2 separate regions of the Homo sapiens genome follow, and region 2 is linked to region 1. Evidence: chromatin loops called from intact Hi-C (ENCODE). Cell type or tissue: natural killer cell. All regions are shown on one strand. Each heading gives the region's core, and the rest is flanking DNA. Links, peaks and the distances in the headings are about the cores only. Region 1 holds the start of GP6-AS1 (GP6 antisense RNA 1). Region 2 overlaps RDH13 (retinol dehydrogenase 13).

Region 1 (2,911 bases), core at 320-2,819:
CCCCCTCCCCCAACGCGCACACACACACACCACTCTCTACCTCCAAGCCTCATTTTCAGGCTTCTCAAAGCTAAGGTCACTCCCATGAGCTAAGCCGCGCTTTTCTCAATCCTCAGCTCTTCCACAAGAATAGGAAGAACTCTCTCCTGTTCAAGATCCTGTGGCTCAGCTGCAGCTCTGGAAGAAAGACCCCGGTGAGGGTCTTGCTTTTCACAATCCCCAATCCCAGACCACATCCTGTGCCCCAAAACAACTTCCATGGTAACCACATCCTTCAGGAAGTGAAGTCAGGCAGGAAGTCAAGTCAGAAGACGGAATGGGCTGGGCATGGTGGATCGCACCTGTAATCCCAGCACTTTGGGAGGCAGAGGCAGGTGGATCACATGAGGTCAGGAGTTTGAGACCAGCCTGGCCAACATGGTGAAACCCTGTCTCTACTAAAAATACCAAAAGTAGCCAGGCTTGGTGGTGCATGCCTGTAATCCCAGCTACTCTGGAGGCTGAGGCAGGAGAATCGCTTAAACCCGGAAGGCGGAGGTTGCAATGAGCCGAGATCGCACCATTGCACTCCAGCCCGGGGGACAGAAAAAAAAATGTAGCTGAGCATGGTAGTGCACGTCTGTGATCTCAGCTACTTGGGAGTCTGAGGCAGGAGAATCACTTGAACCCAGGCGGTGGAGGTTGCAGTGAGCCAAGATTGTAATAGTCCAATGTGTTCACCTTGCCCACTGCCTAGACAGAGCTGATTCGTCAAGACAGGGAATCGCAATAGAGAATAATTCATGCAGAGCTGGCTCTACGAGAGACCAGAGTTTTATTATTATTCAAATCAGTGTCTCCCAGCATTCAGGAAGCGTTTTTAAGGATAACTTGGTGGGTGGGTGGGAAGCCAGTGAGCCAGGAGTGCTGTTTGGTCAGGGATGAAATCGTGGGAGCCAAAGCTATCTTCTTGCACTCAGTTCCTGAGTGGAGGCCAAAAGATAAGATGGGCCAGTTTATTGATATGGGTGGTGCCAGCTGATCCATCAAGTACAGGGTCTGCAAGTTAAACGCTGATCTTAGAAGCAGTTTAGGGAGGGTCACAATCTTGTAGCCTCCAGCTGCATGACTCCTAAGTCATAATTTCTAATCTCGTGGCTAATGTTCGTCCTACAGGGCCAATCTAGTCCCCAGGCAACAAAGAGGTGTGCTTTGGAAAAGGGCTATCATCTTTGTTTAAACTATAAGTTTCTCCCAAAGTTCAGCCTATGCCCAGGAATGAAAAAGGACAGCTTGGAGGTTAGAAGCAAAATGGAGTCAGTTAAATCTCTTTCACTGTCTCAGTCATAATTTTGGAAAGGTGGTTTCAAGCTGGCACAACTGCACTCCACCCTAGGAGACAGAGCGAGACCCTGTCAAAAAAAAAAAAAAAAAACAAGAAGTGAAGTCAAGATAGGAGGTAAATTCGGAAGACAGGAAGTGGTGGTAGAAGACAAGAAGTGAAGTCATACAGGAAGTAAAGTCAGAAGACAGGAAGTGAAGTAAGAAGACAGGAAGTGGTTGTAGAAGACAGGAAGTGAGGTCATACAGGAAGTAAAATCAGAAGACAGGAAGTGACGTCAAACCAGGATTTGCAGTCGGAGGCAGGCAAGAAGTGAAATCAGAAGACGGGAAGTGGCTGAGGGGAACGTCTTTTCTCTCTCCTGCTCAGCCCGAAGTGAACAGGTAGCATCAGGTGTGCCATTTCAGTGACTGGGCACAGCCCAGGCACCCACATCTCTCTGCAGCGCCTATTCTTGGAACACCAGAGACCTCTACACTATTTTCTGTTGCTTTTTTCCTTCATTTTCAGAGATGAGATCCTGGATTGAATGACTACTATGGAAAGTGATTGACCAAGGTAAGTCACAACTATCTTGTTCTTTAATTTTGGTGTTGTTTGTTATGACTTGTTAGCCGTCTAGCACTCATAGCTTTGCATTTCCACTCTGCATTACTTGTATTTTTATTATTTTGTGATATTCGTAATAATTTATTATAAAACTGTGTTATTTTTGGATATTTTTAAGTTAAAATGCGATTTTTTAACTAAGTGGCAGTATGCAAAGCAAGTGGTTCAGAACTCTCCCCCATTAATAAGTCTTCTCTCCTGAAAGAAACAATTTTGAGACTTCCTGTTCTTAATTCTGTTTAACAGCATACTTCTAAAAGAAAAAGTGTATACTGTTATTATTTATTGTGTTACAAAAATATACACGCACCTTTCATGCACGTCCGTGTGAAGAGACCACCAAACAGGCTTTGTGTGAGCAATAAAGCTTTTAATCACCTGGGTGCAGGTGGGCTGAGTCTGACAAGAGAGTCAGCGAAGGGGGATAGGGGTGGGGCCGTTTTATAGGATGTGGGTAGGTAAAGGAAAATTACAGTCAAAGGGGGGTTGTTCTCTGGCGGGCAGAGTCGGGGTCATAAGGTGCTCAGTAGGGGAGCTTTTGAGCCAGGATGAGCCAGGAGAAGGAATTTCACAAGACAATGTCATCAGTTAAGGCAGGAACAGGCCATTTTCGCTTCTTTTGTGGTGGAATGTCATCAGTTAAGGCACGAACCGGCCATCTGGATGTGTACGTGCAGGTCACAGGGGATATGATGGCTTAGCTTGGGCTCAGAGGCCTGACATTCCTGTCTTCTTATATTAATAAGAAAAATAAAATGAAATAGGGGTAAAGTGTTGGGACAGCAAAAATTTTTGGGGGTGGTATGGAGAGATAATGGGTGATGTTTCTCAAGGCTGCTTTGAGCAGGATTAGGGGCGGCGTGGGAACCTAAAGTGGGAGCGATTAAGCTGAAGGAAGATTTTGTGGTAAGGGGTGACATTGTGGGATTGTTAAAAGAAACATTTGTCATTTAGAATTATTGGTGATGGCCTGGATACAGT
Region 2 (2,911 bases), core at 281-2,780, 51 kb after region 1:
AACAATAATTAGCTGTGTGTGGTGGCGTATGCCTGTACTCCCAGCTACTTGGGAGGCTGAAGTGGGAGGATCCCTTGAGCCCAGCAGGTTGAGACTGCAGTGAGCCATGACTGCACCACTGCACTCTAGCCTGGGTGACAGAGATGGATCCTGTCTCAAACAAACTAATTATTCAGGTAGGGCACGGTGGCTCACACCTGTAATCCCAGCACTTTGGGAGGCCAAGGGAAGCAGATCACCTGAGGTCAGGAGTTCGAGACCAGCCTGACCAACATGGTGAAACCCTGTCTCTACCTAAAACACAAAAAATTAGCCAGGCACGGTGGCGGGTGCCTGTAATCCCAGCTACTCAGGAGGCTGAAGCAGGAGAATCATTTGAAATCGGGAGACGGAGGTTGCAGTGAGGCAAGATCACACCACTGCACTCCAGCCTGGGCAACAGAGCGAGACCCCATCTGTCTCAAAACAAACAAACAAAACAAAGTCAGCCGGGCGCAGTGGCCCACGCCTGTAATCCCAGCACTCTGGGAGGCTGAGGCAGGAGAATCACCTGAGGTCAGGAGTTCCAGACCAGCCTGGCCAACGTGGTGAAACCCCGTCTCTACTAAAAATACAAAAATTAGCAGGGTATGGTAGCAGGCATCTTAATCCCAGCTACTCAGGAGGCTGAGGTCCGCGCTTGAACCCAGGAGGCAGAGGTTACAGTGAGCCGAGATCGCGCCATTGCACTCAGCCTGGCCGACAGAGTGAGACTCCCTCTCAAAATAACAGTAGTAATAAATAAATAAAGTCGTTGCTTGCAGGCTGTACAAAAAAAGGCAGCAACTGGACTTGGCCCCTAACTCATAGTTTGCCAAAACTCTGCTCTAAAGTTTGCTTGCTTCATTCACTTCTCAGAGCCTGGCCCTGGGAGCCGCCTATCCCAGTCCTCATCCCACATGGCCAGCGTTCTCCTACCTTCAATGATCTTTGCTGCAAACTCTCGGATAGACTTGAGGGAAGCCAAGTCCAGGTGCCGGGCGTTGACATGGTGATTGAGGGTCTCCCCGCGGATGTCCTTTGCTGCCGCCTCACACTTCTCCATGTCTCGGCAGGCCAGGATGATGTTGCCTCCTGAAAACCCAGGATGGAAAAAGATTTAAATTAATAATCCACTCCTGGGTACTGACCCCAGAGACATGAAAACATACGTCTACACAAAAACACATCCACCAATGTTCACTGCGGCATTCTTCACAAAAGCCAAAAGGTAGAAACAACCAAATGCCCATCTGTGGATGAAGGGACAACAAAATGTGGTCCATCCATAGAGATGGAATATTAGACGGCCGTGAAAAGGAGTGAAGCACTGGCTCATGCTACAGCAAGGATGACCGTCAGAAACACTGTGCTCGGGGAAAGAAACCAGACACGAAAGACCACACAGCGTACAATCCCATTTACATGAATTCTATGTATATGATTTCACACCTATGAAACGCCCAGAATAGGCAAATCCATAGAGAAAGAAAATAGATTCTTGGTTTTCTAGGGCAGGGGGTGGGGAGAGGGAATTACAGCTTGATAGTTACAGTGAGCAGGTTTCTTTCTAGGGTAACAGATGTTCTAAGATTGATTTTAAAGATGGTTGCATCATTCTGTGACTATACTAAACATCACTGAATTGGTCGGGCACGGTGGCTCACACCTGTAATTCCAGCACTTTGGGAGGCCAAGGCAAGAGGATTCCCCATCCTCTCCTTTTTTTTTTTTTTTTAGATGGAGTCTCACTCTGTCACCCAGGCTGGAGTGCGGTGGCGCAATCTCGGCTCACTGCAACCTCCACCTCCTGGGTTCAAGCAATTCTCCTGCCTCAGCCTCCCGAGTAGCTGGGATTACAGGCACCTACCACAACTAGCTAATTTTTTATTTTTTTATTTTTAGTAGAGACAGCGGTTTCACCATGTTAGCCAAGCTAGTCTTGAACTTCTGACCTCAGGTGATCCACCCCGCGGCCTCCCAAAGTACTGGGATTACAAATAAGCCACAATGCCCAGCCTCCAATTTTTTTTGTTGTGGTAAAATACAAATCACTTAAAATTTATCATCTTAACCCCCTTTTCTTTTTGTTTATTATTATTTTTTTTTTTTTGAGTCAGTCTCACTCTGCTGCCGCGGCTGGAGTGCTGGCGCCATCACAGCTCATTCAGCCTTGAACTCCTAGGCTCAAGTGACCTGGGACTATAGGTACCACCTGTGCCAGCATGCCTGGCTAACTCTGGTAGAGATGGGGGTGTTGCTATGGTGTCCAGGCTGGTCTGGAACCCCTGGCCTCAAGTGATCCTCCTGCCTCAGCCTCCAAAAGTGCTGGAATTATAGATGTGAGCCACCGAGACCCGCCCTCTTAGCCATTTTTAAGTGTCCAGTTCATTGGTATTAAAAACATTTATGGCTGGGCCGGGCATGGTGGCTCACACCTGTAATCCCAGCACTTTGGGAGACCAAGGCAGGTGGATCACCTGAGGTCAGGAGTTCAAGACCAGCCTGGCCAACACATTACAAACTTAGCTGGGTGTGGTGTTGCATGCCTGTAATCCCAGCTACTCGGGTGGCTGAGGCAGGAGAATTGCTTGAACCCGGGAGGCGAAGGTTGCAGTGAGCCAAGATCATGCCACTGCACTCCAGCCTGGGCGACAAGAGCAAAACTCCATCTCAAAAAAAAAAAAACAATAATAATAATTCCTAATGTTGTGCAACCATTACAACCATCCATCTCTCAAATTGTTTCATCTTGCCAAACTAAACTTCCGTTTCCATTAAACAGTAACTCCCCATTCTCCCCTCCCCTCCTGACCCCTGGCAAGCACCATTCCAACTTCTCTATGAATTTAACTGTAGGTAGCTCCTGTAAGTGGAATCATACCGTATTTGC

The links. Peaks named below come from ENCODE experiments on the same cell type or tissue, not always from the same donor. Only the 100,000 strongest peaks of a DNase experiment are listed, where the experiment ranks them.
Region 2: it touches region 1 in a loop (3-fold over the local background); 8 of 110 quality-filtered maps call a loop at or near these places.

Annotation. Positions count from the first base shown.
Region 1 is chr19:55,004,586-55,007,496 of GRCh38, forward strand. GP6-AS1 (GP6 antisense RNA 1) reads left to right here and starts at 1,642. Exons shown (of 3, transcript XR_001754013.3): 1 at 1,642-1,704; 2 at 1,832-1,879. In natural killer cell, for the core only: no CTCF peak of the experiment used is centred there; a DNase peak (open chromatin) is centred at 1,586; H3K4me3 peaks cover 681 bases; H3K27ac peaks cover 1,373 bases.
Region 2 is chr19:55,055,696-55,058,606 of GRCh38, forward strand. It overlaps RDH13 (retinol dehydrogenase 13), which reads right to left. Exons shown (of 7, transcript NM_001145971.2): 3 at 958-1,113. Among named protein-coding and RNA genes, the nearest start is that of RDH13, 6.0 kb to the right of the region's middle. In natural killer cell, for the core only: no CTCF peak of the experiment used is centred there; no DNase peak of the experiment used is centred there.